4 separate regions of the Mus musculus genome follow, and all the other regions are linked to region 2. Evidence: chromatin loops called from intact Hi-C (ENCODE). Cell type or tissue: left cerebral cortex. All regions are shown on one strand. Each heading gives the region's core, and the rest is flanking DNA. Links, peaks and the distances in the headings are about the cores only.

Region 1 (7,843 bases), core at 1,472-6,471, 660 kb before region 2:
AGTAGACTCTCACGCTTATATGAAAGATAATAAACTCCCTACAAACTAACAGAGGAGTATCTTCAGATGTTAGAAACAGCACACAAAAGCCATTAAATCAAGATAAATGTGGCAGTAATTTTGCACTCATGAAGATTAACATATTCGGATACTTACCAAGACTAACCTAAAACTCAACAGACCAAGAATAAATAGCTGTTTTAAATATGAGCAAAGATATAAACAGATATTTCTCAATTTCTTATCTGACCTACAGATAAGGCTGATGATACTGTCTGAGTTTAACGATACTAAAAGTACCCTGACAAAACAACTGTTTAGAGAAAGGAATTTATTCAGTTTACAGAATTGCACTTCCGGGGTCCCATCATTATGAGGAAGTCAAGGCAGGAGTTGGTCATATTTATCAGAAGCAAATAGAAAAATGGATGCACGCATGCCTGTCTGTGTTCAGGTGACCTTCTCTCCTTTATCTAGTAGAGAGTCCAACCCTTGAAATGATGAAACCCACCTTCATGGGGAGTCTTTCTATTTCAGTTACCCCAATTAAAAACCCTCATAGGAATGCCCACAGGCAACCCAATACAGATAACCTTTCATTGAAGATGTCTTTTAAAGTGATTCTGGGTTTTGTCAAGTTGACAATGAAGACTAACCATCATGGATGTATAAAAATGTGCAGTGTTGGTCATCAGGATACTATAAATCAAAGCCACAATGAGTTATCAGTCCACTCACTAGAGTGTCTACTGTCAGACAGACTAAAGATAGTAAGTGCTGGAGAGATGCACACTGTTGGCTGGAATATAAATTTTTATGGTCTTTATGGGTAACCGTATGATGGTTCTTTGAAGAGTTAAGCAAATGTATCTACCTTGTGATGCAGCAGTTTCACAATAATGAGCACACATTCAGGAGGAGATGAAACCAGTGTCTTAGGAAGACTTCTATGTCTGTGTTCATCACAAACTCATTCACGGTAGCACGAAAAGCACATGGAAACAGTGAAGAGGAACACGGAAGTAAAAGTAACATTTAAATATAATACAGATATACAGGGGAGCACGAGACAGCCGTAAAAAGAATAGCATCCTGACACTGAGACAAGTTATGAAACATCAGATCCTGCTGAGAAGTGAATGCAGAGAGCTGGTACAGAAAGGTGAGCATATACTCTCTCTTCTCTGTGGAATGTTAAAAGGTGCTTACATAGAAACCAAGAGACCTGTGGTTAGTGTAGCCTCAGAGTAGAGGAAGGGGGGGGGGGGGAAGGCTGATACTGTGCTGCATTCTGAAGTCAGCCAGAGACATCAGCCTGCTCTCACACAGAGCTCTTGCCCTGCAGCTATGCATAGTACAGCTGGTGCCCCACAACTCAATAAAAAGAAATAAAATAGGAAAGGTCATGATTGCACCTAGATATGTTGTAGGAGAAAGTTTATTGTGAATAAAAGAGAAAGTGTATTTAGAGGCAGTGATATTTAGGAGGTATATATATATACATATACCATGTGCACACACACACACAACATAAGAGGTCCTCAGTGCAGATCTATCCTAGAAAAATATATAGTTATCCTGGGCATACCTCACCTTACACTATTTTACACATACAACACACACACACACACACACACACACACACACACACACCTGATTCCTCTATATAATGTCATTAGTATATTAGTATGTGTGGTCTCTAGGGTTGTAACAATTTTGCACAGCTCTAAAGGCAACCTGAGAAGTCAGCCCTAATGAACTCTGTAAACTAACAGCTGCTACCTCTACCACAGGAGGGCGCCAATACACCACCCACCTGTGGTTGTTTAAAGAAGCAAGTTATTAGCAATTGATACCAGCTGTCAAAGGAAAAATTAGTTTTCTGCAATGTAGTGTCACTGGGTATATCAACCACACTCCAGGCAGGCAGGCCCCATGACCAGGAGTAGTTGTCTTATTGGGTTTTGTGGGGGTGTTGTTGTTGTTGTTGATGTTGTTGTTGTTGTTGAGAAGAACATAAAGTTGGATGATAGAGTGGTTGGGAGGATCTTGGATTTGAGGGAGGAGAAAACAAGATCAAAATAGAATATATGAAGCCAGGAAGTGGTGGAGCACTCTTATAATCCCATCACTAGAGAGGCAGAAGCAGGCATTTTCTGTGAGTTGAAGGCCAATCTGATCTACAAAGTTCAGGACAGCCAGGGCTCTTAAACAGAAAAACCCTGACGTGTGTGTGTGTGTGTGTGTGTGTGTGTGTGTGTGTGTACATATATACATATATATTAATACAGAGATTTTAATAAAATATTAAATTATTGGTCAAATCATAACTCATTTGTTGAAAACAACACACAGCACTCAAAACATTGATTAAAACAACAATTGTAGGAGATTGGGGGTAGTCAAATCATGCAAATTAAGTAGGACTGAAAATGATATTTATATTGATTTTTTTCAAGGACTCTGGCTTTTTAAATCAATACACATTGATTAGCTTCTACATAATCTAAATTAACAGTAAGGTCTACTGCAGTTACCTTTGAACTTTCAGAGTCAGCAAACAGCTTGCAACATTTTCAGTAGGTAGAACGCCACTGGTGTTGGTTCACTGGATAAAACAACAAAAACTGCCCCTCTTCCCCAGTAAAACCACAATTAAATATTCTTAAATAAAGTTCCTTACCTTAAAATGATAAATTATACACAAAAAAATGACTGCTTTCAGAGGCACAACCATAGACATGATGGTTTCAGACAGATGAACAGAAGCGTGTGTGTGTGTGTGTGTGTGTGTGTGTGTGTGTGTGGTGTGGTGTGATCTTGCATTTAGGGTTGAGGGCCCAGCCCCTGGCAATCCTCAGTGCAGGACTATCCTACCAAAATTGTATAGTTATCCTAATTATACCTCGACTTACACTATCTGCACCACCCCAGTGGTAATCTGCAACAAACTTGAGTTCTGTCCCAGAGAAACCAGCAGATGCAATATCTACCTAGGCAGGCACAGTGTTTCAGGCCTCTCTAAGCACTTTCTAGAATGTCTGGTCCTGTAAGTTTTGCTAACCAAATTTACCTTCTTCAGATCGAGTGATGACACTGGGTCAGGGATATTTAACAGAACATTACCCTGATTGGGGGGGGGGGGGGAGGAACCATTAGAATTCACCTTCCAGAGTTGCCAAAAGAATCACACAGGCCCCAAACCCCTCAGCATGAGAACACGTTGCAGGTGTGTAACTGTAGGTTTCTTGGTGTTTGTTCATCTTCCCCAGTCAACAGTTTACACATCCACATTAATAAATCAATTTGCTTGAATATCTATTTAAGTGCAAACTTCATATTGCATATCAAAGCTGTACTTGCCACCTAAGGCAAAGGTTTTTCTACTGCAGTAAATGTTCACTTACACGAAATCCCTTGCAGTATTCTGAAAGGCCTCAAGTCTTCCATCATATCGACATTTATATACAGATCCATTTTTATGTGAGAAAAGGATGGGCATGATTGAATACAGATGGATATTCAACTTGCTAAGTGAATATAAAAACATCTGGATGCACATATGCAGGACTCCCTTGTGTCTGCCCATGCTGAGGTGGCCACGAGGACGATGGCCTGGCAGTTTTCACTTTAGATCTCAAGCAGCCTGACGCCCAGATGGTGACATAGCAGGCATTCTAGGCAAAGGTCAGCCAGACTTCTGTCTACTTCCCATGCAGGGTCACAGGTTTGTCTACAGACATTTCACATCTACATGGGTGTCTAAGTCCAGAGCTTTAGAATCGAACCTCTATACCTGCACTGCTAGGAGTTCATTGCACAGAAAATAATGTAGAATGAAGCCTTTGTCTGGAAAGATGCTCAACAAGTGGAAGTGTTCTAAACGCAGGTCTTTGCAGAAGCTTCTTTTCAGTGAACAGGTCAGGACTTTTTACTACGGCTCCCTAGGGCCAGTTCCATATGGGCAGAACTACATGAGTATAGAAGACCAAAACTTGATTGCTTCGGTCCTGATGCCAAACCCACACATGTGTTCTTACAGAGGTCCAACTGCAGTACTCTGTACAGAAGCCCGCAATACCAAACCTCAGACAGTTTTTTGTTTTGTTTTGTTTTTGTTTGTTTGTTTGTTTGTTTTTAGTTCACAAAGGACAACAGAGCAATCAACCACTGGGGAATGGTCCTTCTGAGAGAAGGGTGCAATTGCTATATTTACCACAAGTGGGTGCTATTGTACAGCCTATCCTGAGACACAGTTTTAAAAACTGAGCCCAGAGAATAAGCATCTACTTGAGATGTGTATTTACATATTTATACATTTATGAACACTGTAAATTCATTTAAAAATATAAATATATGCCTATGAGTGTAGACAGAAATACTTCCTTCCCAAGTCTGTGTACGCTGTGGATTCCATCTAAGTCAAATTCCGGCACATTTTACCCCAATGATATCTCCAAATCCCTGTGACATCACAGACTTGGAAGCAAGGCAAAGCTCATCAACTCACCCTTATATATAGGTTCAGGGAACTGAACTTGGTCCTGGGCAAAAGCAGCAATGTGTTCTTGATCTCTGAGCCACCTCTCCAGCTCCATGAAAACACGTTTTTGGTTTTTTTTTCAACTTTCTGCCTTGAAACAAAATGTCCACAAGCCATGAATGCTGACACACCCTAAAGTCTCGGCTAAGTGAGGGTCAGGAAGCAGGAGAATCACATGAACATCAAAAGTTGGAGGTCAGACTGGGCAACAGAGACCACTTCTCTAACCAACAGACATTATAAATACATTTAAACAAAACACATGCAAACTTAGAGAAAATATTAGAATCATGCGTAAAAATATAAGAAGTTCAAGATTGTTACATAAAAAGAATATTTTATGGTGAGGAAAATGCCCTCATATTAATTCTGACACTGGTAAATAACCTAAGGAAGCAATTCCAAAACTAGAAGCATGACTCGGCAGCAGACTTGTGAAAATACTTCAAGAGAATTTTTTCTTCTTTCCAAATACATGGGCAGTTGTGTTGTGTATCTACACCTCATTGGAACCAACACAGTAGTACTTAATTTCCTTGATAACTGTGTACTTTATAATTACTCCTTTGGAGGTAACACAATGGTTACATGGTTACACAAACACAAATGGCAACATCTTTTTTTTTTTTTTTTTTTTTTTTTTTGCAGTTGTAGCAGTTGAACCCGTTGACTTAGCATCCAAGGCAAGCACAGAGATACAGCACGTTAAGTCTACTTCTTCTACTATCTCCTGTTGTTAAACATACAGGAAACATGCCCTCAAACACTGCTGAGGAGTAGGTATTGATACAGCCTGTCCAGAGAACAGGCTGCCAATTAAACTCACTGATTTACTATTGGGGATTTATGCTGGAGAAGTAAGCAAGCATGAACCAGTCCAAAGATTAACTGTGACCCTATTCATAGCACAATTGATTATAACACAAACCCTTTGGAACAAAACCTAATGTCTTTTTTTTCCTCCATTAATTTGTTTATTTATTCACTTTGCAGTCTGATGGCGGGCCCCTTCCTTCCTCTCCTCCAAGTTGCATGCTCATACCTCCCCTCATTCAGAGAAAAGAACCCTCCTGGGTACCCACCTACCCTGTCCTGACAACAGGACTAAGAGCATCCTCTCCCACTGAGGCCAGACAAAGCAGCCTAGCTATAGGAAAGGATTCCAAAAGCTCACAACAGAGATAGAGACAGTTCCTGCTCATATTATTGAGGGACTCACATATTGGATTCTTAGTTTGAAACTGTGTCATGTAAGCTTTCCTTGCTTCATAAGCATTGGTTCTATTTGATTTTTCGGTATTATATCTACTGAGGAGGCAGAACCCAGCACTGACTATGAATGTGATTCTCATGCCTGGCAGACATGGTCTTGGTCAGAAAACAACAGAGCATTGCCCACTAGTTAAATGACAGAGGAAATCCTAAGCTCTGTAGTCGACTATTAAGCTAGATTCAATTTCCCCCTAGCAGGAATCACTAAGGCCAGCTATTATTAGACGGACATATTTTCCTCAGAAGTGCCTTATCTCTTTCATCTGGTGCCATTCCCTGGCCTTTGAATGACCACAATTGAGTTCTGTCAAGCAAACCTAGAAAGGCTATCAATTACCTTCTCTATGTACATATACATGGCAGCCAGCTCTCTCTGATGGTTGGTACACAGCTGATTTTGTGTCTAAGAAGAGTACTAGCTGCACTTTCACACACCTGGACCATACTGTAAATATTGCCTTGTATACTCCCCAAGGACTTCTAGGTGAGAATTCTGCTGAGAGGAGAACATGTCCCTGCTGGAGGACTGTGCCCTTTCATCTGGTAAGTGTGCACAGCCTTGTTTCCAGCAGAGACTTACCTAGAACTGACAACAAAGTGGTCTTTAGAGATGTTAGTTCTCATTGCTTTCAGAGATGATTAAAAGGCCCACTGCCACTGCCCAAGAATCCAAGTTTGCAGGTGGTGTTTGTGAAACTGTAATACTGTGTTTCATTTTTTTATGTTTATTTTATACATACATATTTATTTATTCATATACTTGACTATATATATGTGCATTAGTTACATATTTATAAATGCATTTTATCAGTATTCCTTACAAAATACATAGTTACATTTATTTTGTATTTCTCATCATATTAGGCCACATTTCTATGAGTAAATTGTTAAATTTTACAGATAGATATTAATAACTTTATACAATCATCTACATCTGTAATATTTATTTACACATATTTTGCATGGATATGTAAATATTTATCAGGCTGGCTATTTGGAGTCTACTTGTCCTTGCAAGATGCATCTTAACATTGATGCTCTAAAACATCTTTAAATCTTCCACTGTTCCTGACCCCTCACCTCTTCCTGTCTGGACTATGGCCTAGAGTTATCATATCCATGCACAATTTACCTCTCCTGGATTCTTCTACAAGACCTTGGAGGCTATATGTCAGTCTCTATGCATAATTATACACAGGTCTACCTCATATTTAGTTAGTTAGTTAGTTAGTTAGTTAGTTAGTTAGTTATATGGTTAGATTTACATAGCAAAGATTTGTAGCAACCTTGTATCAGGCAAAACTAACAGCATGTGCTTAATTTGTAACCATGAGTTGTAATTTGGTAAAATTTACAGAATTTCAGTTCTTTAATTAGTGTTTTATCATTTTGGCACTCAAAGAACCAGTGAATACTTTGATGATAACTATTGTGACACTCTGTCTTAGTGTTTCATTGCTGTGAACAGAAACCATGACCACTGCAACTCTTGTAAAGGAAAATATTTAATTGGGGCTGGTTACAATTTCAGAGGATTAGTCCATGATCATCATGGTGAGAGGCATGGCAGCACACAGGAAGACATGGTGTTGGAGGAGCAGAGAGTTCTTCATCTTAATATACAGATGGCAAGTAGGGGACTGTGTACAACATTGGTGTAGCTTGAGCGGATATAATACCTTAAAGTCTGCCTACACAGTGACACACTTCCTTCAACAAGGACACAGCCACTCCAATAAGGCCATTCCTCCTAATAGTACAGTTCCCTATGGGGTAACCATTAAGCACATGAGTCTATGGAGGCCATATCTATTCAAACTACCACACACTCACACTATAAACCAAAACCAAATAAGTAAATATGATCTCTGTCCCTGTCTCTGTCTGTCTCTGTCTGTCTCTGTCTGTCTCTGTCTCTGTCTCTCTCTCTTTCTCTCCTGCCTGTTCCTCAAGATACAAGGACACAAACATATTGATATTAAATCATTTAATAGCCTTTAAATAGCTTCTAGGTCTTCAAGTATTAGA
Region 2 (7,843 bases), core at 1,107-6,106:
GATGCTGAGAAGGTGAAACCTTTTGTAGTCTTGGATCTGTGTTTTTCCATTTTTCAGGACTCAATAGATATTACTGATACCATCGCACAATTGACATTGTAGAATGTATTTCCCCCCAGAGGATCTAGTGCCTTCAAGGTGATTTATAGCAAACGAGCTCGCAGAAACATGGACAGTGGTGATAAATAAGAAGAAGCAGGAGAGGGGAGACATAGAAAATTAGGAACAGGCAATGCTGCCCACAGCCTAGGGAGAATGAGAGGCACCAAGGAGCACTCTTGCTCCCTGCATGACACTACCTCCCTAGGAAATAGGCTGCAGACTAAAGCTGGCCTACCCAGAGCCCATCCTCTCATGGTCTGTACCTTGTGGCAGTAACCAAGAGCCTGGCTCCTCTGCTCACTAGTAAAGCCAAAGCTGTTTTTAACACCCACACCCTGTGTATGGTTAGAGAATTCTAGCTTTGCTCTTCCCTAAGCTAGCCAGGTTATGGTATTTGGCATAAACTGTTCATCACTATGTACTCCTGTCTTTGTGATTTCCACAGTCTCGTCTGTTCTGGGATCTCTTCTGAGCCATAAACAGAGTAGGAAGAATTACTCATAATCTCAGACAATGGACGCAGACTTATTATCCTCCCCATATAACTTCTGATGTGGGGACATCATACAAAGTGTAAGGGAGGGAACAGAGCCTTGCTGGATTCATTCTTTCCAGTGGGAAGCAAATTGGAAATGGTAACTCCATTTCTTTATTCATATTCTAATGATCCCTTCTAATTCTGGGTTTGATGAAGCAATCAAAAAACTGTGACTAAGAATGGAAGTATATTTTGTAAGTGGAGGAGGCCTGAGTATGTGAAATCTGGTCATAATCTCCAAGACAAGTTGCTTTAAAATGGTGTGAGGACTAGAGCTTTAGCTCAGGATTAAAGTGTTAAAGCCTTTACCTGGTATGGACAAGATCCTAGGATCAATTCCAGAAGAAGAAAAGGAAATAAGAAGGGGGGGCAGAAAATATTGGGGAAAGGAGGAAGGAAAGGATCGATCTGGGCTTTATGGATTATACTTGTAATCACAGAGATTTGGAGGCTGAAGCAAGAAAATGCTCCAATCTGGTGTTACTGGGGTCTCAAGGAACCAAAGCACAGACATACACATGCTCACGAATGCATGATTATGTATCAGCTGAAAATCTGTCAACTAATAAGGTCAGTAGTTCAGGGAACTGACTGCCACTGAAGAGATAGTTGTGATGCAGCAGAATAGCACAGGCCTTTACCACCAGTTCCTCTGGATAGAAAACTCAAGGGCAGCCTAGACTACAGAGTGGGTGCAAGGCTAAGCTTGGAACTTAATGAGAAGCCCTTTCTCCACCTTTCAAAAAGTAAAGAGAAGGCTGAGGGTGTGACTCAGCACTTGTCTAGCATAGAAAATCCCTGCAATTGATTCCTGCTACTGTAAGGAAATAGGGAAGGGAGGGAGAAGTGGACAGTTGTTCACAGTTCCTGGGAGAAGGGGGCATGTCATGCCATGTCACAGGGGGCCACCCAGGGAAGCACAGGGGCTGGTCAGGAAGTCAGGAGAGGGACGGCTGTGGGCAGGGCTTTTGAGTGGTTTCTGATGTAAGGAGTAAGGACAGAACTAGCCAAAGAAGCAAAGGCCCTGAGCATCAACACATGTAGATGTGTCCAACACAGAGTAGGGATAGTTCTTCTCCTTTGCCCATGCCCTAATTGATCATCTGTCTTTAGTGTTGGATTTCAGGAGTTCACTATAAATTTGACTAAATTCTTTTGTCAAGTATGTGGTTTGTAAGTCTGTCTCAGCCTATAACTTCTCTCTTTACCTTAATATATATTAATATATATTTATATTTTATATGTTTAATATATACTTGCATATTTGTAGGTCTCAGCATTGCATTTGATAAGTGTGTGCAATGTATAATATGAACAAATCACACTTATCATCATATCCATTACCCCAAACATTTGTCATTTCTGTTTGAAAAATATTCAAAATCCTTTTGTGTAGCTGTTTGGAAATATATAATAAATACTTTTATGCCTCAGGATCTTTCATGGAGCTTTAACTTTGATAATGTTTAATGTATTGGTTTTATTATCAAGGTCACAAAGACCTATGCCCCAAATATTTTATTCTAACATCTCATAGGTTTATGTTTTATACATAAGCCTACTATCTAGCCAGGTGTTGAAGCATATTTCTATAACCATGGCACTTTGTGGACACAAGCAAAATAAAGAGTTTGAGGTGAGGGGCTGTAGAGATGACTCAGTGGATAAGACTGCCTGCTCTTCTAGAGGTCCTGAGTTCAATTCCAAGCAACCACATGGTGGCTCACAACCATCTGTAATGTAATGCTCTTCTGGCATGCAGGTGTACATGCAGATAGAGCACTCATATACATTGAACAATTAAAAATAAATCTTTAGAGAGAGAGAGAGAGAAAGAGAGAGAGAGAGAGAGATATTTTGGGGTCAGCCTTGCTACATGAAAAGGCCCTATCTCAGAACACCAGATCTAAATCTCCCACCCATCCTGACTGATAGCCTATGAAGTGTGAGACTGGGGTTAAAGAGGTGAGACTTTGCTGATTGACATCCAGTTTGCAAATGGCTGCAAATGCTTTCGCTCCCTTTAGCTTCATCTTTGACGTTGCCAGAGACCAAGCACTTGCTTCCCCAGCACATAAACTAAAGAGAGTGACACAGAAAAGCTTACCATGGTCTCTGTACAAGGATGGCATGCAGCTCTCTGAAGAAGTCTGTTTGAATGTCATTAAATTGTTTGCTTAAAATGACACAGTTTATTTAAAATTTCCCTAAAGAAAAAAGAAAAAAAAAAAACAGTGTAACATGCCAGCAATCAGCAACCAACAACCTCTGGAGTGTATACTTTAATAGATGAATCATATGACATGTGGGTAGATTTTCTCAGTAGAGCTGTTTTTGCCCAAAGGGATGAGGGGCAATCAGTGGCCTATGCTTTTACACACTGATGTCTGATTTCTCTGTATTGTACAAAGATCTATATAGCTCAATAGTGAGTGCCTTCTATATAACCCCAGGTGTATAGCAGATGGTGTGTGTCAAGTCCCTTTCACTCTTTTTTTTTTTTTTTTTGAGATAAGTTGTAGCCCACACTATCCCACACTCACAGTGTAGTGGCACCAGATGGCCTGGAACTCTCATTAATCCTCCTGCCTCAGCTTCACTATTACTGAGATTACAGGCATGAGTTACCATGCCTGTCTTACATCAGAGAGTGATTACTCCCATTTCATTAAAAAAAAAAAATGTAACTGGGTGCCATATGGCTGCCCAGGTTACTCCTGTCTAGGAGCCTCTATGGTGTTTTTCCATAGTGACCAAACAAAATGTTATTTTCTCCTCATCTTGGGATCAGTTGTCATCCTTGGGTGTGTAGATGACAGCTCCCTAACTGACAGGCGCGCAGTGACACCTTGTGGTTTTGGTTTGCAGCTCTTAGATAGTAAGCATGCTAAGCCCTTCCCATATACCTGCTGGGGATTTCTACATTGTCTCTGAGAAATGTCTGTTCAGTTCTTTGCCCATTTTTAATAGATTGTGCAGTGGGCTTTTGCTAATGAATTAGATATATTTTACAGATTTTGAAAATTAGCCCATTTGTATGGTTTGCAAACCTTGTCCCCCGTCCTGCCAGCTACCTTCCATCCCACTGGCTTTTCTTTCTCTATGGAAGCATCTTAGTTTGATGAAGTCCGTCTTGTCAATGCTCTGGGATCACAGCCAAGAAGCATCTCCAAGACCGAAGGCAAGAAGAGTTTCCCTTATGTTCTCTTTGAAAAAAACAAAACTTTAAATTCTCAGGACTTATATTTGATAACTTAATCTGTTTTTATCCTTTGTCAAGTATGTGGCTTGCATCTTAATATCTGGGGCAAGATTTGAATGTGTAAGGTAAGATTAAGTCCATTTTCTTTCTTTGGCTATGACTATCCAGCCTTGCAACACCATTTGTTAGAGGGACTGCCTTTTCCTCATCAGGTCTTCTGGCAGCCTTGGAAAGGATCATGTGACTTGATCTGTATTGCTCTGTCTGGGCTTTCAACCCACCCCACCATCCACATGTCTACTTTTAGAGCAGTACCATGTGGTTTTGACTATTACAGGCTTTTAATACACTTGAATTGGGAGGTATAATGCCTCCAACTTTATTCTTGTTCAAATTCTCCTGTGTACTCAAGGTCTTTTTTTTTTTCCATACAAATTTACAGTTTCTCTTTTTATGTTTCAATTGGATTTCCATTATGATGTTTTTCAAAGATTGCACTGACTCTCAAGATCAGTTGTGTATTATTGACATTGTAACACTTATATTTTTTTTCAATTTCTGAACATGAGATCTCTTTATGTATAACCGTGTCTTTTATTTCATTATTTAGTGTTTTAAAGCCTTAACTTCTTGGTTGAGTTGATTCCTAAGGATTTTATCCCTTTGGCTGGTATTGTAAATGGGATTGTTTTCTTAATTTCTTTTGTATTAGTTCATTGATGGTGCTGTGTTTCTCTCATATCCTGAGATTGTAATAAATTCATTGATCACTTTTAGTATTTTTTTCTCTGTGGTTTTTCTGCTTTCTATATTGGCTCGTCTGCCTAGATGATCTCATGTCTTCCTTTCTAGTTTGCAGACCTTTCATACCTTTTTGTCTAAGTAATCTGTCTAGGACTCCTACAATCCTGTGAATAGAAGTGGCAGAATGAGCATCTTGTTTTGTCTTTGACCTTATCCTTATGATGTCATGAGGCTTACCACAGGGGCCATTATTGTGTGGAGGTAAATTCCTTCTGGTCCGAAATTATGGGAGCTTTTGTCATTAAAAATTGTTGGATTTTTGTGATTGTTCTATGTCTATCAGACCTTGCAGATTTTAGTCTTCCTTTTATTTTCTGTGTGGTGTAGCACATTGGATAACTTCGTGTGCTGAGCCATCCTTGCATCTTAAAGGTATATACTACTTGGTAATGGCAAGCAGTCTTTTTGATGCAGTATTACATGTGGTTTGCTAGTATTCTGTTCGTGATATTTTCACCCATGTTTATCATGGTCTTAATTTTTTGTGCTATCTTTATTTTATGACGACAGCAATGATAACCTCAGAGAATAATTTGTGCCATTTGGGAGACAGAGGCAAGAAGACTGTCACATGACTGAGTGCGGGTTGGTCTACATAGTGAGTTCCAGACAAACTAGGGCTACATTGTGAGATACTATCTCTGAGAAGGGGATGTTCCCTTCTATTTTGTTGAATAGTTTAAGAATATTGGTATTACCTTTGAATGGTTGATTAAACACAGTGGTTGTTTAAGAGATCATTGTTTATTTTCCATGTTTCTGTGAATTATTTTATTTTTCTCATTTTCTGTGAATTCTCTTAATTTCCTTAACGGCCTTTAGTTCAATTTTACTGTACTTAGGGAAATGTTTGATATGTTCTCAGTCTTGCTAGACTTGTTAAGTCTATCCTGGAAAACCTGTAGACTTGGAGAAGTGCGTCTTCTGCTAATCCTGGTAGAATGTTCTGCCTGTTGCACCCATTCTATCCACAGGGTTCTCAGTGACTACTATGTCAGCTCTAGAGCTTCTTCCTGCTGGATTTTCTTTCTGTCTGAGTGTTTCACCCATACTTGACAGGGACCACAGAAACTTCTTCTTCTTCTTCTTGTATTGTTGTCTCTTTCTTTCTTCTCTGTCTAGAGAGGCATCCCTATGAATTTCTACAGTTTTCCCTTCTTGGAACATTTGGAACCAAGCTACAGTCCAGGCAAGCCCTTCCTGTGTACCTGTCCTCGGGTGTTGACCATGCCCTCGGTGTCCCTGTCCCTGAGGACTCATTCTTGTCCTGTGTAGTGATGAGGGTCTATCAAGGGTGTGATACAATAGAAAGAAATATTCTGCATGGCTCTAATGTGGCTCCTAAGAATTTCCCAGGCCTGTACTCCATGGCTATGTCACTGATTAGAATTTAGGGACTAGTGGTTCAGTGACAGGTGCTGGTATTTTAGGAAAAATTCTTGAGTTATATACAAAACTATGGTCTTGGGTACTTGTCCATTCAGCTGGATCAACCATGACTCAACTAGAAAAATACCTTTTGTAGGATGAATAACAAATGAATTTTAATGCTGAATGCCACTGAGTTTATTTAATGTCTATAATTTCTTATAATAACATATAACTCTTTCAAAAATGGAAGATAATTATTATGGAAAGTTGGAAAATACATAAAAGGACAAAGGTGAAAATCACAGTTCTCTGGAATCCTGTCATTGAGAGGTTATAGACTAGCAACATTTTTCTTCTTTATTTTTATTACAAAGTCAGAGTTTGCTCGTGATAACAAATGGCTCCATTTCTAGTCTTTTCTAGGCTCAGTTCTGTCTCCCAAGGCACACTGGACTTCTGTACATTTTCTTACATTTATACTTACATGGCTATTTGGAGAGCTTTATCTTATTTCATTTTGTCTCACCAAAGAACTTAGGCCATATGTTCCACTACAGCTTCTTTTCTTTGCTATTTCCAGACACATGTGTTTATAATATGCATCTACACATCTATAAACACATGATTATGTGTGCATACTCACAAAACCCTACTTTTTTTAGGGAGCTTCATAATGTTTTATGGGTGGCAGGATGCATGTAGATGCCACACAGGAAGATATATAAAACAAAAGTGTATCCTGAGACTTCTTGTGCTCCACCTCACCTGGCCTGCACCCACATGGAGAAAGCAGCTTCATGGTCAGCCATAGTCAGTGCTTCTAGCACTCTGGCTGCAGACTCCACTTGGACAATGTGCTCTATTCTTCAGGGATACCAATCCCCTTTGGTATTCTGGCTACAGAATTCACTACAGAGATCTTGGGATCAGAGAGGACTCTTCAGTAAATATGATGTGTGTCATGGAATCTTATAGCTGCCCCTGTACCTTTCCCTATGCCAAGTACCCCAGGCCTGCCTGGCTGAATCTGTCCACAGCCCAGATACTGCTGGTACCTCTGTGGATGTCTGTACCTCTCAGAATTGCTACCCTCTTCTCTAGTACACTTAGGGCTTGGTATCCAAGTTTGTTCACTAGCTCTCTGCTTTCTGAGCCCCAATTCTGGTCCTCCAGTCCTTGGGCCTTTATCCTATGGTCCCTGACTATAGAATGCCCTTGACCTGAGCAGTGGAGCTGGAAAGCCTGGCTTAGTGAGCCCTCTGCAGGAACATGTGGGGACTTTCAGGTCCTCGGTGGTTTTGGCACATCTTAGGATGTGTTCTCTGTGTCCTCTGTTTCTCCTCCTTCCTCTTCCCCCGCTCATTCTCTTTCTCTCTTCCTTTCTTTTTTCTGCCTCTTTTCTTTGTCCTTCTCTTCCCTACTTTCCTCTTTTCTGTCCTGCTTCCTCTCATTTTTCCTGGTGGACTCCTTTCCTCTCCTTTCTTTTTCCCTTGTTCTCAGTTTGTGTTTATACCCTATCCCTGATTCTCCTACATGGGCTTAAACTCTTACCAGTCTCTGCCATAGTCCCGGAGAGGCCTTTTCACTCTCCTGCCCATGGGTTTTCCCTTATCCTCGGACATTTCTCAGCACTGGGAACATCTTACAGGCATCCATGTGTCACTGTTTCCATCCTCTGCCAGTGTCTCCTAAAGCAGCTGGTTTTCTCACCACCATGCCTACCCTGTCCTTGGTAGACACAAGCATCTCTGACCTTGTCTATGCTGCAGATCCCCATGAAGGGCCCTGAGAACATAACGGAGCCATTGGAACGATTAAGGCTGCAA
Region 3 (7,843 bases), core at 937-5,936, 240 kb before region 2:
GCCATGACTTGCATGCTCAAGTTAGAGAGCAGCTGGTAGTAGAAGTTGGTTCTTTCTCACATTGTGGGTTGTAGGAATTGAACTCAGGACCTCAGTGTTGGTAGTATGCACCTCTACCTCACAAACCCTCTTCTCACCATACCTTATTTTCTATCCTCACCTTATCCTTGACTACGCAGTCCAACTTTTCTGCTGTATTCTGATTTGAGCCCAATACTACTTATTGCAAAACTCTTATTGCAAAATCCCTATAACATGTGAACCCTTTAATATAACACCTGGAGGGTAAGTTGTACCTCACAGCTGTCCATGTGGTTACACATATGCCTGTCCCCTGAACATAGGAGGACTGTATAGACAGTAGTCTGAAGGGAGATATCTGAAGAAAATGTCAGATATCTTCTTTCAGGAGCAAAAGAAAGTTAGAAGAGACGTCCAGTAATGTTCACAGAGACCTAGGGCACCATGGGAGGTGGGTCAACAGAGCTGGCCTCAGAGACCTAGGGCACAATGGGAGGTGGGTCAACAGTGCTGGCCTCATCAGATGCTGGGCCTGTCAAGCCTGAAGCGCCATTCTTAAGTACCTCATCCCAAGCTTACCTGAGCACCCAAACAGCAGATAGATTTTTCTCCCTACATCTTCCTTGATGCCTAGTAGTATAAATTACCACACCAAACACAACTGTTCTAACAAATAAAAGTATCAAGAAAATGATTTCTAATGATACTCTGCTATATTCATAGATTGGTGCCCTATTCAGTCAGTATCAGAGATGCTTCCTTCTGCAGCAAATGGGAGCAAAGGCAGAGAGACCCACTGCCAATATCCTTGGAACGCACAGCTCAAAGTGAGATGCCTCCATTAAATCCATCCCTCAGAGCTCAAGCAACCCAACTGAAGAAGAGGTGGAGATAGTGTAAGAGCCAGAAGAGATGGAGAACACCAGAAGAACAAGTCCCTCTGAATCAACTGACCAAGGCTCACATGAACACAGAGACCGAAGCAGCAAGCACAGGGCCTACACAGCTCTGCAGCGCAGGCCCATTGTGTATATATTACAGCTTTGAGCTTAGTATTTTTATGAGACTTCTGAGTGTGTGAATGAGTGGATCTCTGACTCTTGTGCCGGATTTCAGGGGCTGTTTCCTTTCTGGTGGGTTGCCTCACTCAACCGTGATGTGATAGTTCTTGTTTTATCTCATCATGGTTTATTTTGTCACGTATGGTTGTTATCTCTTAGAAGCTTGTTCTTCTCTAATGACAGAAAAGGAGCCGATCTGGAGGGCAGGTGGGGGAGGGGCTGGGAGGAGTAGAGGGAGGGGAAATTGTGAACAGGATATGTTGTATAAGAAAAGAATCTATTCTCAAAAAAAGGGAAAAATAAATAAGCTGAGGGGATAGGGACAAAGCTTCAGCCCAGACACATCTGTGTGAAAGAAAAGCTTGGTTTCCTGTCCTAACACCCCTAGTGTGAGAAGAAAGTCTCAAGGTGAACTCCCATTGTCTCACTTAACCTGGGTAGGAGCCGCCAGCGGATGTTTTATTACCGAATTTTCGAGAAATGTCCCAAAGCTATCTTCTCATCTAATTCCCACCCACACAAACAGGTAATTCCCTCGGTTTATTCCTGCACTGTATCCACTCCCAACTTTCACAGTTTGTGGTTTCTACATTTAAAATTGTTTTTCATAGAATCTGTTAAATGCCAGGAGCTGAGACTGATGGCTTCTTGATTTACTTAATCCTCACAGAAGCCAAAGAAGAGGGATTATTGCCTACTTGAGAGAAAGGAGGTCAGAGGATTATTGAAGAGAGCTTATGGGGATTGTAGGCATAATGGGGTCAGCCTTGGAAGAACTCTGTCTCCAGGATTCTTGACACCTCAGAAGTACCCAGCATCTCTGCCTCTGTCCTTGACTGAACTGCCTTCTGCATTCACGTGGCATCCACTCAAGGCCCATCCGACACCAATGCTGTCCCACAGAGCCGGTTCACAGGTTTCCCAGGCACGTCTGTTATCTTCTGAAGGTGCACAGCGGTGGCTGACATGGTTCACACATCCCATCTCTCTTGCTGGTTCCTGCCTATAAGGGAAAAGGTTTTGAGCATTCTCTTTCCCCACTCCCCAGGGTGTGTGGTGTAGGAAGCTTGCAATATAGACTCGCGGCTGGAATAAATGTCTAATGCTCATTACCTAGGTGTTAAGAGACAAGCGTGCTGATTTTCAGATTTAGAATGTTTATGTGTGATGTGGAGTGGTATGTAGTTGAAAGGTTCCTTTGGGGGTCCAAACAGAGTTAAAAGCTAAAAGAAACCTTTCTACCATAAATAGTGTCATTATATAAAAGTGGGAGAGAAAACATCATCTCTGTGGCTAGAATGCTTTGATATTCATATTTTTGTCTCTTCATCAAGCTATCCACTTGTATAACTGCCTTTCTATTCTACAGACACCCACAAGCAGCCCTCCCCTGGACTCAACTGTGGCCTGGCCTGCAGGGATTCTCAGAAAAGATCAAATGAGAAGCCTACAAAGCTCCCCCATTTAATCCTTGTAACCACCTTTGAAGTGCAATTATTATCTACAAGATGCTCAAGAACTGCTTCTGAGTTGCCAGTTGCTTGGAAGCCAGGAGGGACTGGACCAGACTTCCTGGCCCCTCAGCATCCTGGCTGTCTGTAGAACATCACCCCACACTGCCAGCTTTGCTCTAGGCTCTGGCTCCTTAGCTCCCTCCTCAAACCACACTCTCTTCCTGCACTGGGTTACTGTGACAGGATCTGCAGTCCTGGAAATTCCTCTTCCAAAGTTGCTATAGAAACTCCCGGTGTGGGTGTGTGGAGGAAGGGGTGCGATTCCTCCCAGCTGATGCACAGAACTTTGCACAGCTTGAGGCAGCATAGAATCAGACCCGTGGCGTTTCTCACCCAATTTGAGCCGCCCCAGAGTGTGGAGGAGGAAGACACCCTACTCCTTCTCTGTGTATCAGTGAGGGAAAAGAAAAAAGTCCTCTGATGTGGTTCAATTCTATCTAGAGAAAAGTGAAGAGCTGGCTGAGCCCAGCCACTTCAGAAACAGTGAGTCAGGACCAGAGTGGCCACCCAGCACGCAGGATGTCAAAGATTACCACCAGTCAAAAATGGACACAGCGTGCTTCTCAATATGATGCAAACAACACTCGCCTATTTTGTCAAGATACAGGTTAGGGAACCTGCATGGTCACATAGCTTCATTAGTCAGCCCTACAGTCAGCAGCGGGGACTGGGTGAGCCTCCTGATCAATAGCGCCCCCTGGTGATCAAGCGCTCAGAACAATCAGATGAAACAGGAATTTAATGTTGACAAACTGGATTTTCACAGGGTTGCCTGTGAAATTATCTCTTCTCACACAGTTCTTAAAATAAATCCTGTTGAAGGGAGGGTTTCACATGGGGAGAAGTGACAGATATATCCTGTTCTGCATAAGATGACTAATATCCGCACATGTTCACAGACACAAGCTAGAGAATGTCAGAGACACTCAGGCCTCGAAGACTCTGGGCCTCTTGGCCCATATGGAGAATGGGAGGTGAGAAAAACAGGTGAGTTATCCAGGAAGATGAAGACTCCACTGAACCAAACACTACTGAGTGCTGACTTGCATGTGACTGTATGCTAGGATAGATAGGCTAAGCCTGGAGATACAACTGAGAGATGCTGCTGCTCAATGGGCTTCATAGTGCACTGAGAGCAGTAGGGCATAGGCAGTTGTAATAGCAAGAACAAGAGAAATAAACTGTGGCATGTGGATAACGAAAGACTGAGTTCTCCACGGTGTGGATATGAGAACAGGCCAAGTTTAACCAGCTTTGTAAGAGTTTGTGAGCTTCCTAGATCTATCATAAATAACACTGTGTTTATAAGAGTCCAGGCCTTTAAAGACCAAATGTAAATATGTTTTTAAACATGTTTAAAACATTGACCACTGTAAATACAAGATATTAAAGAGTAATTTTATAGAGGGTCATGAGCTATGTATTCTAGGGAAGTAGTCATATCAGGAAATACACACAAAGGTCACCAGAAAAGAGCTGGGTCACACACACACACACACACACACACACACACACACACACACACACTGCTGTCCAAATGTGTCCAAGCTTTTGTATTGGAAAGTCCATGTTCTGGGAAGCATTTTGAAAGGCAGGGCCTGCTGGGGAAGGTTAAGAGTAATGGTGTTATAGGGCCCCCAATGGAGGAGCTAGAGAAAGTACCCAAGGAGCTGAGGGGTCTGCAACCCTGTAGGTGGAACAACAATATGAACTAACCAGTACCCCCAGAGCTCGTGTCTCTAGCTGCATATGTAGCAGAAGATGGCCTAGTTGTCCATCATTGGGAAGAGAGGCCCCTTGGTCTTGCAAACTTTATATGCCCCAGTACAGGGGAATGCCAGGGCCAAGAAGTGGGAGTGGGTGGGTAGGGGAGCAGGGCTGGGGGAGGGTATAGGGAACTTTCGGGATAGCATTTGAAATGTAAGTAAAGAAAATATCTAATAAAAAAAGAGTAATGGTGTTATGAAGATCCTAATTGTTTTAGGTTGTTCTCTTTTGTTCTACTGTTGTGTGAAGACCTTGTTTCTGTTTTCTGGGGATGTCCATTCAATCCAAGTCATCATCTTGGAAGTAGAGGTCAGACCCTTACCAGAAGCCTGAGCCTAGAACTGAGACTTTGAAACAAACAGAGTTGTGGGAAACAGTTCAGCTCTGATTCCAGTGTCTTCTTACAGCTGAGAAAAACAGAAAAGCATCTCCCAGTTTCTAACTGAATGTAACATAAAGGAGACAGTGGAGTATTTCTTATCCAGAAACAGAAGCCAGAAGATAGGAACCAAGGACCAAAGAAGACTTCTAAACTCCCTGGACAGTCAGTATACTTACTGCTTCAGATGCAAAGCCATCAGCCTTAGTCAGTGAAGAGTGTTATGCACAAATCCAGGCTAGGTGCTGGCAGGTCTGTAAGAAATGCTGCCTTCGTGCAGCCACGGGCTGTCAGACTTAAGAATGGAAACCAGTTTTTCTTTCCATGAGCAGACACATCTTCAGCTGTGTGGGCTAGAGGAGATTAACATAGAGAATTAGCACAGATAAGTCTGTTAATAACAGAAGCAAAAGTCAGTCCCAGAACCAGTAACCTGTGGGTAGTAGGAGGAGTGGAGTATGGAGAGTATTGCAGTTTGTACAGGCTCTAGAATTCCCAGTCTTTGGAATACAGGCAGGAAGGAGAAGAACTTTGATGCCCAGACTGACTCCCCAGGCAAGAACATCAATGTAGCTATTGTAAACAGGCATAGAATTAGAAGAAACTACATTTGAATGTCAAAAGGAAAGTAGGACCACTGTGGTTAAAAAATGGAGAATTTCAGTATATATCTAGAAAGTAAAACAATTTTAACTGCTAAACCAACCGGTTTAAACAATTTTAGTTGTGAGGTTAAAGGGCTTTGCATGAAAAATTCACAAGAGGGGTTCAACCGCAATTTGAGTTGGCAGAAGAAAAAGAGGTGAACTTCAAGATAGATCAACATTGATTATCCAGTTGCAATGACATATTTAAAAGAAATTGAACAGAGACCCCAGGAAAGAAGACAGGAGAGGGGGAAAGACCTTTGAAGTAAACAGGGATTGGAAGGATGTCAGATTTAATTTATATAACCCATCAGCACAGTCAACAAGCTCTAAAATAAATTCAAATAAAAATCACACCTTAAAAATATAATGAGACTGCCGAAAAACAAATTCTTGAAAGCAAGAGAAAAATGACTCATCAAGTATAGAAGAACAACAAATTAGCATTTGTTCTGAAGGGATGATGCATCGAAAACAGGGAGGGAGGGAGCAAAGCAAAGGACTGAAGAAGGTATGCCAGGTATTCTGCAGTCAGCCACACTACCCTTTAATAAAGACAGACCCAATGAGCAGATTGCAAGGGACAGGACCAAGCAGTGACTTTGGTCTATACACAAAGAAGGCACATGTAAAGAAAATTACATAATATAGAACACTTTAAAGAAAGTGCTCTTTCTTATTTAAATGCACTTACATAAAGTATTTTATATTATTATTGCATTTGATCATATATTTATGCACAATGATGGGTTAATGGGTGGGATACAAGGCTCCTGTTGCTTAGAGATCATTTAAATATTAAAAGTAGCATAGAACAGCAGGGGAATATAGCTTTGTTGGGGCCAAACTGCTGCTTTTTGCTCTAATTAGCTATCTGTAATATTCAGATAAACCACTAAAAGTGACTTTTTAAAGTCATTATTTCTTTTATTTATTTTTGAGATTATATGATTATATCATTTCCTCCATTTCTCTCTTCCCTCCAAGGCCTTCCTTGCTCCCCTTCAAATCCATGGCCTATTTTTTAATATAGTAAAAAGAAAGTAATAAAATGGGGTCACATACACAAAAACAACACTTATAAGGGAGATGTTTTGGTGAGCAAAGCACTCGCCATGCGTGGTCTGGCGCTGATTCAATTCCCAGAACCTACTCACGTAAGCTAGATATGGTATTGCATATCCGTAATCCCAGCAAAGTTGAGACAGGTGAATTCCCAGAAGTTCTCAGGCCAGCAAGCTTAGTATACAACAAGAAAAGGAAAGGCCTCAAAACAAGGAAAGCAAGGACTAAGAGTGGAGGCTGTCCTCTGACCTTCACACACAGAGCATATCACACACATGCCTGGATTCTCATGTGCTGTGCACAGATGCACTCACACATATATCACGCACACAGTTAAAACATTTTGAAAAGAGAGGAAAGAAGTAACACATATATTGAAAAATATATGAAAAGTTTGAATAGTAAAATTAAAGGTTGAATCATATAACACCACCAAATATAAATGAATTGGACATTTCAGCAGAAACAGAGACCAGAGACATACCTAGCCTGGTGCTTGCAGCCATGAGGATATGAGTTTTTAGTTTCCAGTCTGGAACCTGAAGCCATGAGAGCTAACCTGGGACTGGATGCACTGGGGCAGGAGTCTACAGGAAAGTAAAATACTCACTCCATTCTCCTTCCACGTAGAGACTGTCTCTCTCCAGGCTTTATGTTGCCGTTGCCTAGACACAAGGGAAGGTAACACAAATCACTATCCTCCTTCCTGCCCACGTTCATCTATCCTACATATCCCACCATCAGGTGCTGGCATCTCTCACTGGGATTCCTTAGCTCCTCCTGTAAAGGCACTGTCAGGTACCCGTTCACATTAGTGTTCCTGTAAGGGAGTGCACTCCAGAAACATCTGTCTGCCATCTTGTTAATGGGTTAGCCTTGTTGGCCTAATTCTTGGGACACTTGCAGACTTTAGAGTCAGACCATCTGGCTCACTGTGTCCTTCCTTTATCATAGTGACTGTGGAAGACCATATTCAGGAATCCTCAGGTAACACAATCCAAGTTCCTTTAATCATAGGATACTTTTGTTTTTTGTTGTTTTTGTTTGTTTTTCCTTTTTTGTGTTTATTTTTTGGGGTTTTAATTTGTTTGTTTGGTTTGGTTTTGGTTTCTACATAGTACTTGGATACATCTTCCTGTACACTTTAAACCATCTCCATATAACTCATAATACTCAGGACATCACAAATGTTGGGCTATTAGTTGTTACGCTGTGCTGTTGAGAGAATAATAGCAAAGAGGTACATGCTCACATGAGAGTACACATGGCTTTCTTTTTCCAGATGATTTGAATTGAGGGTGGTTGTATCTACAGACCTGGAAGCTGCAGGCAGAGAACACTAATGGTATTTCCTCTCCTCTCCTCTGCAATAACACTTTTAAATAAAAC
Region 4 (7,843 bases), core at 1,191-6,190, 140 kb before region 2:
TATTTTAACTTTAGGTCTAATATTCCAGTTATGCATTATACATATAAATGATATATTAGATATAGAATACAAAATAAAGTAAAACCAGATCCTGATCAAGACACGTGATTTAATATGATCTAGGGATCTATTCCTTAATGGCTCTGTCAACTGTTTCTCTCTCCTGAAGACTTCCTTTCTGCCCATTAACTGCATCTGGGAATGAGTTTCCCTTGCTCTGCGGGCCATAAGACAACATTGGGTCTCTTCAAGAGTAAAATGTAACACTTGGTCAGTTTATTCATTACTTTTCTCTTGCTGTGGTAAGGCACCATGACCTAAAGCAACTTTAAGAAAGAGTTTTCTTTGGTACATGGCTCCAGAAGGATAGAATCCATGACTGTGTAGAAGGCATGGCAACAGGCTAGGCTGGAGATGGCAGCAGAGGCAGGAACATTTCATCTACATGCAAAAGAGAGAAAGAGAGGGAGGGAGGGAGGGAGGAGGGAGGGAGGGAGGGAGGGAGGGAGGGAGGGAGGGAGGGAATGAGAATGAGAGAGAAAACAGAAGAGCAAGTAGGTTATGGCTATAAATCCTCAAAGTGTGCTATAGGTGGTGCCACACTCCCTCAGTAAGGCACCCCTATCTCCCAAATGCTCCCTAACATCCTAAGCAGCACCACAACCTGGTAGCCAAGTGTTCAAACTCATGAACCTATACAGGGCATCTATCAGTCAAACTGCCAGAGCAGTGAAAGGACAACTTTGAAGTGAAGTTCCCAGAATTAAATAGCACATGTATGTTAAGAATTCTATAAGGCAGATGTCTGATCTGTGGTTGTGGAGAGCTAACACATTGCAGGATAGGACCTAAATTTATCTTGAACTATTAGTGCCCTAAATAACCATTTATTCTGTAAAATTGACCTAAATTTTATGTGGTCATTGAGCAGGTCCCTTTATGTTGACAAGTCTGGGGAAAAAAAAAAAAAAAAAAAAAAAAAAAAAAAAAAAAAAAAACCAAAACTATTCTCCAGAGAGAAGCCGACTTGGAACCCTGGACAATACAACTTGACAGTACAGACCTGGGCTTTCCCAGTGCCCTTACCTAGTGGATATCTATCCTCTCCCTGACTCTTCCTCTTCTCAATAAGTATGCAGTTTATGTCTTCAGAACCCAACAACTTCAATTCCAAATGGCCTTCCTCCAACAGTGCCACCAGGATTGACGGAACAGGCAAAGGGAGTGCTCAGTTTGACTTGTAGCATGAGAAATTTTCTGAGCATTCACCAATGGAGATCCAGGAGATATAACAGCCTTAGGAACAGAACAGGAAAGAGGATTTTGCCTTATTCAGCTTTAGTCCCCTTCTCAACACAAAGCAGTTCAAATACTGATCTTGATAAATTATGGAGAAAAGTGTCTCAGAGAAGTTGAGAAAGTTATGCATAAAGCACAGCTTAGCAATCTGGAACTTTAGTTATACACACCTCTCCTAACGATGCACTAGCAACCCGTTGGCAACCTTGAATATCCATTTGCACCGAATTGTATCTACACCCCACTCGAAACAGTGGAATAGGTTTTTCCTTCCTGTAAAGACTGTTAGACATCGACAGTTTCTATTCAGTTAGATTCCAGCTATATAAGAATGGAATCCTAATCCAGTTTGAACTAGTCTTGTGTGTATATGCAATAAGGAAAGATGTGCTCTGAGTGAACTTTTAGGAAGAACACACCATTTAACCATCCTATGACTATGCAAAGTTGGGTGTGCATATGATTAAAATAAAACACATTATAGGAAAGGACGTGCATAGTGACAAATGGCTTACATAATCTGCTCTGTCAATCAAAACAGAGAACCACTGACGCTACATCCTTTAGCAACTAAATGTCTCCTTTTCTGGAAGACCATAGAATGAACCCTCCAAATAATAAGGGCCTTTGAGTGTGCTCACTGATGTGGCCCGCTGTCGGCTGTGTATATCTCTTATTTGTACTATGGCCTTGTTTTGTTGTTAGCTTGCTATACCTATGCACTGTTATTTCAGTTTCTTGAACAAGAGACCAAGAATGTGGAAACGCCCAGCTCTGAACCTAACAGGCAAAAGCTACACCAAGACGGTTAAATGAGAGGGCAGAAAGCAGTGGCATCCACTTGATATCAGGCTGGAGGAAAAGTCTTAAACAGTCACCACGGAGGAAACGTCTAAAACAGTCATGTAAACATTATTAATGGGGAAAGAAATAGGGGAAGGTCAGAGGGGCGTGGAAACAGTCAAAGTTTAGGGTGTTTAGAAAAAGAGAGCCAGCCCAGAGAAAGAAACCAAAGGTGAATGCAGACCACTAGAGAAAAGATGAGCAGGGCAGAGGGGAGGGTGGGTTTCCCTAAGTCCAGGGACAACCTCAAAAGGCTACACCCTAAGGGGGCAAACATGGGAGCGCGTGCATGGGGACACAGCGGGTCCTAGCGCGTCTTCGCAGAGCTCGGCGCGACCGAGGCCAACGGTGGCCACGAGCACGCGCGCTCCCCTACCCGCACCACTTCGGCGGGGGCGGGGCACGGTGGAAGCGGTGACGTCAAGGCAGGGCGCGCGCCTCGGGGCCGCGGACGGAGCCGGGAGGCGGGCGCTGCGCGCGACCGCGGGCGGAGCGGAGGGGCGCGGGGGGCGGAGCGCGGCGCAGCCAGGAAGGCGGGGGAGGAGAGGCCCGGGCGCCGCGCGGCAGCTGGGGAGGGGGCCGCGGCTGGGCGCGAGCGGAACAGCTGATCTGGTTTTCCCGAAGCCAGGGAAGATGGAAGTCGGCTAGCGGCGACTGCGGCGCTGCGGGCGGACCGGCGGGCTGCGCGGCAGGTAAGCGGCGCTGGCCACGGTGCTGCCGGCGGGCGGCGGGCCGGGCGCAGCGGGCAGGTGCGATGGGGCGCGCGGCGCGGGGTCGCCCTGCGCTTGGCCGGGAGGCGAGTGGGCTTGGGCAGGGGCTGCAGGACGCTGGGGGCGCAGGGCTCACACTGCGCGTCTGCATTGCGGGAACAGTTCGGGATCTCGTGGGCGCCACGGGCACCGGCTCCGGCTTCAGCCGGGCGAGGGTAGGGCGCGGCGCTCCCGCTGGCTCCGGCGGCTGCCTCCTGGCCCTTTTCGCGGTTCCGCACTGGAACGTGATGGCAAGCGCGCGGGACTGGGCCCTCGGTCCGTGGGGGCGCGTTGGGGGTCCGAAGGGCAGGGTTAGCTCAGAGCGGCGCCTGAGGCGGCTTGCACAGGGGCTATGGCTACGTGGGTCACGGTGGCCCCCGCGTACTTCTCTGGGTCTGACTGGCCAGCTGCGAAGGGTTGATGCAATTTGGCTCTGAACCCAGAGGCCTTCCCTAGTATCTCCTCACTGGAGGGGGAAAATTGTATCTGCTGTGCTTTAAGTGCTCCTTTAAATTTGGGAGATGTCAGTGATGTCATCATTAACTAAAACTTTCCTTCATTGGACATAACCGCTCAAGTGTACCCTCCTCCCGACCGGTACAGCTACTGCAGCTCTTTGAGAATCTTAGCCATCGAATTTGCTTCTCTGCGCTCAAAACTCGAAAACCTCATAAAGTGCAGTTTTTATTCTGTTGGCTTGAAGATTAGTACATTTGAGAGAGTGGCTGAAAGAAAATGTGTCCCTACAGGTCTGGAAATCAGCTGATCCAGAGCACACAGATCCATCAGGTATGGCAGTACATGCTTGTACCTTGCCTTATCTCTGTTAATGAAAATGACCTGTATGGGAAACACTTCTTTTTTTTAAAAAATCTATTTAGTGTGTGTCCAGGCAAAGGCAGACAATGGGACTAGAGCAGGGTCGTTGCAGGCCTTGATTGCTTCAGGTGAATCTGAAGGGTTCCTCCATCACCAACATCCCCGTCTAGGGTGTGCCTGGGAGAGGTGCTGGTTACTCTAGGGCTCTTTTAGCACTTGTGTGTCCCACCAGACCCCAAGACCTATCCAAAGCGTTCAAGGAATATGAGAGCCTAAGATCTACACAGCACACCAAGTTCTGGAAGAAAATTCCTCAATAAATGCCAGCAGCATGCCCTCATTTGATTATATGAGTATGCCATTAGTATCTGCTCTTATGGGAACAGCCGAAAGCTAGTTCCCAAGACAGTCCGAACATCTACTTAGGCCTGTTGTATCAAAAGGAGATCTAATAAGAGACCAAAGTATTGATGTTTTTGTATTTAATAATTAATGGCACCTCCTAATTGGTTAAAATAAGGATGCCTTAAATTATTAGTGTGATCATATTGGGTTTGCAAGGAACTTAGTGCCATATGCCACAGGAAGGTTTGAATCTGGAACCCTGGAAATAGTGGTTACTGTAGACTTTTGGTGTTCAGGGTGATCGTGAATGCAAATCATTACTTCATGGAGTCTGGCTACATACTAATCACAACTGTGCCTAGATTAGGTAGCAGATGTACCTTTGGGAAGTAAACTTCTGAGCCCCCCCCCCCCCATTGCTGGAGGAGGAGAGGGAGCAGCCACCAGTGAGTGAGCAATGTGTACATCATAGTCTCTGACCTCTTGATAATGTCAAACTTATTCACAGCGGTATGCTGAGAGAATAACCCATGGAGTGAAATTGGCCACAGGTACTGCTCTTCTGTGGTATTTCTCTTACACAGGTTGCCTTGTGAACTTGAGCTCGTGTTAGGTGCCAAGATCCTTCTGTGTTTAAAGTGCCTTCAGGGGTGAGTGGTTTTAGTGCCATGTACTGTGGAAATTGAGTCTCTGAAACTATGGTGGCCTTTGTATCCACCGTCTCCACCTGTACACTTGTGAGAATTTATTCGTTGTAACTATGAATACTCAACACTAACTGTTTCCTCTAGATGTATAGGGATTAGTAACATTTTTTTCCTGTAACATTTTGAAAACATCTCTGAAATGTATTTAGTTGAGTATTATGCTCTTCATTTCTAAGAAGCCCAAATTGCTTTATCTTGCCATTTTTGTCTGTCCCTCTGGATTTTAAGGTCATTCATCCTTGACTTAGGCCCATAGAATAAAGGCTGAGTCAGCTCCTGCCAAACCAGTAGGGGGCGTGCTGGATGTGCCTTGGCTGTGCCTCTACCAGATGCTTGGAGAGAATTACCAAATATTTATGTTGGATGGGTGGTTCCTGTGTGTGCATGTATGTGTATCTCATGCATAATCTCCTAATTTCCCCCTCCCCCACTGTGTGCCCAAGGAATGGAAAACAGAGAGGATATGCACTTGAGTGGCCAGATGTGGGGGCCATCAGTGTGAGCCTTCTGAATTGCCCCTGTCTTTGAAGAATAGCTGTTGGTACCTACCACACCTTGAGGCTGAAGACTTGATTTCAGGAGTACTGTTTTGGAGACAAGAGTTGTCCTCATCGACATGCAGTCCTGTGTGCTGGTGAGAGCCACCCTTGGCAACCTCCTACATAACAGTTGCCCCTGGTGTTCATTTCCAACTGACCAAACCCAGGCTCTCTGTGTTGTGGTACCTCCCAGGTGACCTGCTTGCCCTCCTTGGCAGGGTTATCAGCCTTGAGGTCTTTCTGATGGAAAAAAGCAAATGTTTAATCAATGTTCAGCTTTATCCCCTAGAAAATGAGAACAAGAGAAAGTAAACAACTACTTTTTTTTAAAATCTTAATGTGGTTGATATGTCCATAATGTACGCCTCCAGTTATTCAGTCATGTGACCCTGGGAGGCTGTGCCTCATGGGCTGTGAACTCAGATGGCCATGGTCTGTTTGAGGCTTACCTTAGGCAGCTCCTGTGGGCATGCCTCATGACTTCCGTAATTGTTGTAGTGTGCAGCTGTGCTACTGAACCCCAAAGGCTCCTGATGGATCCTACCTACCAAAGTAATTTCTCATAGCTGGAAAGAAAAGTTTAGTGGGCACCGCACTAGAGAATTCTCCAGGTACCCTGGCTCTAAGAATACTTACTACTCCTTTGAAATTGCCTGGAAGACCAAATTACTGGTTTGCCAGGCAGCAAATGGTAATGCTATAGTTTTCAGCTTTCTGCTGGGCCAGGCCTTTTACACGGAGTGCTGCAGATGGGCATGGATAAAGTGCCACTAGACATTAAAAACAAAGGTAGCAAATTACTTATAAAGCTACTACTCTATATAGCCGAGGGCAACCAAAGAAAATTCTGCTCAAATAGAATCCAGAAACCTACGGGCACTTAGATGGAAAGAAAATATTCATGTCTCTTTTTATAGTTAATTTGAAAATATTTTGAACCCTGAAAAGAGTATTTGCCCATTGATCAACTGCTCTGTCCCAGAAAGTTTGTGTGTAAGACTAAGAATAGAATGGTCTTATTGCAGACATGACAGAACAACACCAGGAGAAGCCACCTTTGTTACAATTTACCATTTTACCATTTATAGTAACAGACAGGTGAAGTGGTCTATAAATGTCTTCAAATCCGAGGGTTGGTGCCTAGTCTTATAGCATCTTGTTATACCATGCTTCGTTGATATCCCTAGGTGGCCTGCTTTATTTTTTTTTTTTTTCTGAAGGGAAACAGGAGTAGTGGATCTGAGGGAGAGAACGGGGTGGGCGCACTGGGAGAAGTGGAGAGAGGGACAGACTGAGGTTGGGATGTGTTATATGAGAGAATAAAAAAAATATCTAGGGAAGGGCTGGATGCAACCTGTCACCTTGACTATGTAGTGAAGGTGTGTTTCGCTGGCTGGCTTGTACATAACATATCTGAACTAAAGCAGAATTGTGGAGCCAAGGATGGGGACCGTATGGACCATGCAGCATCTCTCAGCCAGCCTCTCTGGGCAAGGCACACCTTGATCATGCCCCAGATTCTTCATGACAAAGGGAAACACTTTGCTTCCTACATCCCCAAATGCTTATCTGGTAAAATTGGGAACTCCACGCAATGCCAGTGCCTGCTGCCCTGGCCTTTGCTGTAACCACTCCATTCTCTGAGAACAAAGTACACATGGACGCTAACACAGCTCTTGCATGTTAAACTAAGCAGACCCACTGTGTAGGTTCAGAGGATTGAGTTTTTCTTCCCAAGAAACTATTTTCTACTTGAGCATAATTTTTCTGTTCCAAGTTTGCCTTACCAATGCTGTGGAAGTGTGATAACTGGATGGCTATAGGTGGCTGGGATTGCCGTGTTTGATTTAGGAAACATAAAATGAGACATTTCCGGTTCATTTCCTCGTCTGTTCTGTTTCATTCATTTTACTAGCTTACTGCACTTGCACACGTAGTTACAGGATAGCCACCTTTACCGTGGTGAGGTTGGCTCCAGTTCCTCCTTTACTAAACTAGGTTTGAAAGGCATACTTGAAAGGAGGCTGCCTGACACAGGCACAGATACCTGTCCCAAGTACCAGCTCTGTGTGTGTGTGGGGGGGGGGGGGGGGGCTCTGTTCACTGTCCCCTGAGGTAATGTGCTACCCTTGAAGGTTTGTTCAACTCAATGTCTGCATCAGGCATGCTGGAGAAGAGGCTGCACAGGGCATGCTGTGGGACCTGCTTCCCCAAGCTCTCCTCTATCCACTCGAGAAGCTGATAGGATTATCTTTGGATTCAGATGGTCAAAATGTCCTCCATGGTTGCAACCCGTTTCTTCTCAATTCCTTCAATGATGATTTGAGACTTGAAACTAGTATAGTATTTATCTGTTCATTTTTCTATTGCTATAATAAAATACCTAGAGCTGGGTAATAAGTGTTAAAAAAAAAAAGTAGGCTTATGGGTTTAGGGAATGCAAGCTTTAGATCAAGTGTCCTCTGGTGAAGGCACCCTTGACTGTAGGACAGAAGGTTACAAGAACATGGGCTAATCTCAATTTCTAACAACCTGCTCTCTA

What was found. A loop is a pair of places that touch in the nucleus more often than their neighbours do. Peaks named below come from ENCODE experiments on the same cell type or tissue, not always from the same donor. Only the 100,000 strongest peaks of a DNase experiment are listed, where the experiment ranks them.
Region 1: a loop joins it to region 2, with 2.7 times the contacts of the local background. A loop is called at or near these places in 2 of 42 quality-filtered maps.
Region 3: it touches region 2 in a loop (4-fold over the local background); 3 of 42 quality-filtered maps call a loop at or near these places.
Region 4: it touches region 2 in a loop (3-fold over the local background); 3 of 42 quality-filtered maps call a loop at or near these places.

What each region holds. Positions count from the first base shown.
Region 1 is chr7:62,920,644-62,928,486 of GRCm38, forward strand. No RefSeq gene overlaps it. Among named protein-coding and RNA genes, the nearest start is that of A26c2, 100 kb to the left of the region's middle. In left cerebral cortex, for the core only: CTCF peaks have their summits at 1,800 (motif pointing right) and 4,208; DNase peaks (open chromatin) are centred at 1,798, 4,253 and 4,454.
Region 2 is chr7:63,583,223-63,591,065 of GRCm38, forward strand. The region is part of intron 1 of Otud7a (OTU domain containing 7A); the gene reads left to right. Among named protein-coding and RNA genes, the nearest start is that of Otud7a, 140 kb to the left of the region's middle. In left cerebral cortex, for the core only: a CTCF peak has its summit at 3,491 (motif pointing left); DNase peaks (open chromatin) are centred at 3,011, 3,238, 3,444, 3,776 and 1 more place; H3K27ac peaks cover 1,171 bases.
Region 3 is chr7:63,342,975-63,350,817 of GRCm38, forward strand. 4930554H23Rik (RIKEN cDNA 4930554H23 gene) reads right to left here. Exons shown (of 10, transcript NR_131089.1): 8 at 7,065-7,119; 9 at 4,922-5,095; 10 at 1,718-2,085. Among named protein-coding and RNA genes, the nearest start is that of 4930554H23Rik, 98 kb to the right of the region's middle. In left cerebral cortex, for the core only: a CTCF peak has its summit at 3,293 (motif pointing left); DNase peaks (open chromatin) are centred at 1,725, 2,089, 2,874, 3,329 and 2 more places; H3K27ac peaks cover 3,661 bases.
Region 4 is chr7:63,442,094-63,449,936 of GRCm38, forward strand. Otud7a (OTU domain containing 7A) reads left to right here and starts at 2,679. Exons shown (of 14, transcript NM_130880.1): 1 at 2,679-2,834. It overlaps 4930554H23Rik (RIKEN cDNA 4930554H23 gene), which reads right to left and starts at 2,436. Exons shown (of 10, transcript NR_131089.1): 1 at 1,470-2,436; 2 at 1,087-1,296. In left cerebral cortex, for the core only: CTCF peaks have their summits at 3,463 and 5,055 (motif pointing right); DNase peaks (open chromatin) are centred at 2,604, 3,390 and 5,159; H3K4me3 peaks cover 2,954 bases; H3K27ac peaks cover 2,085 bases.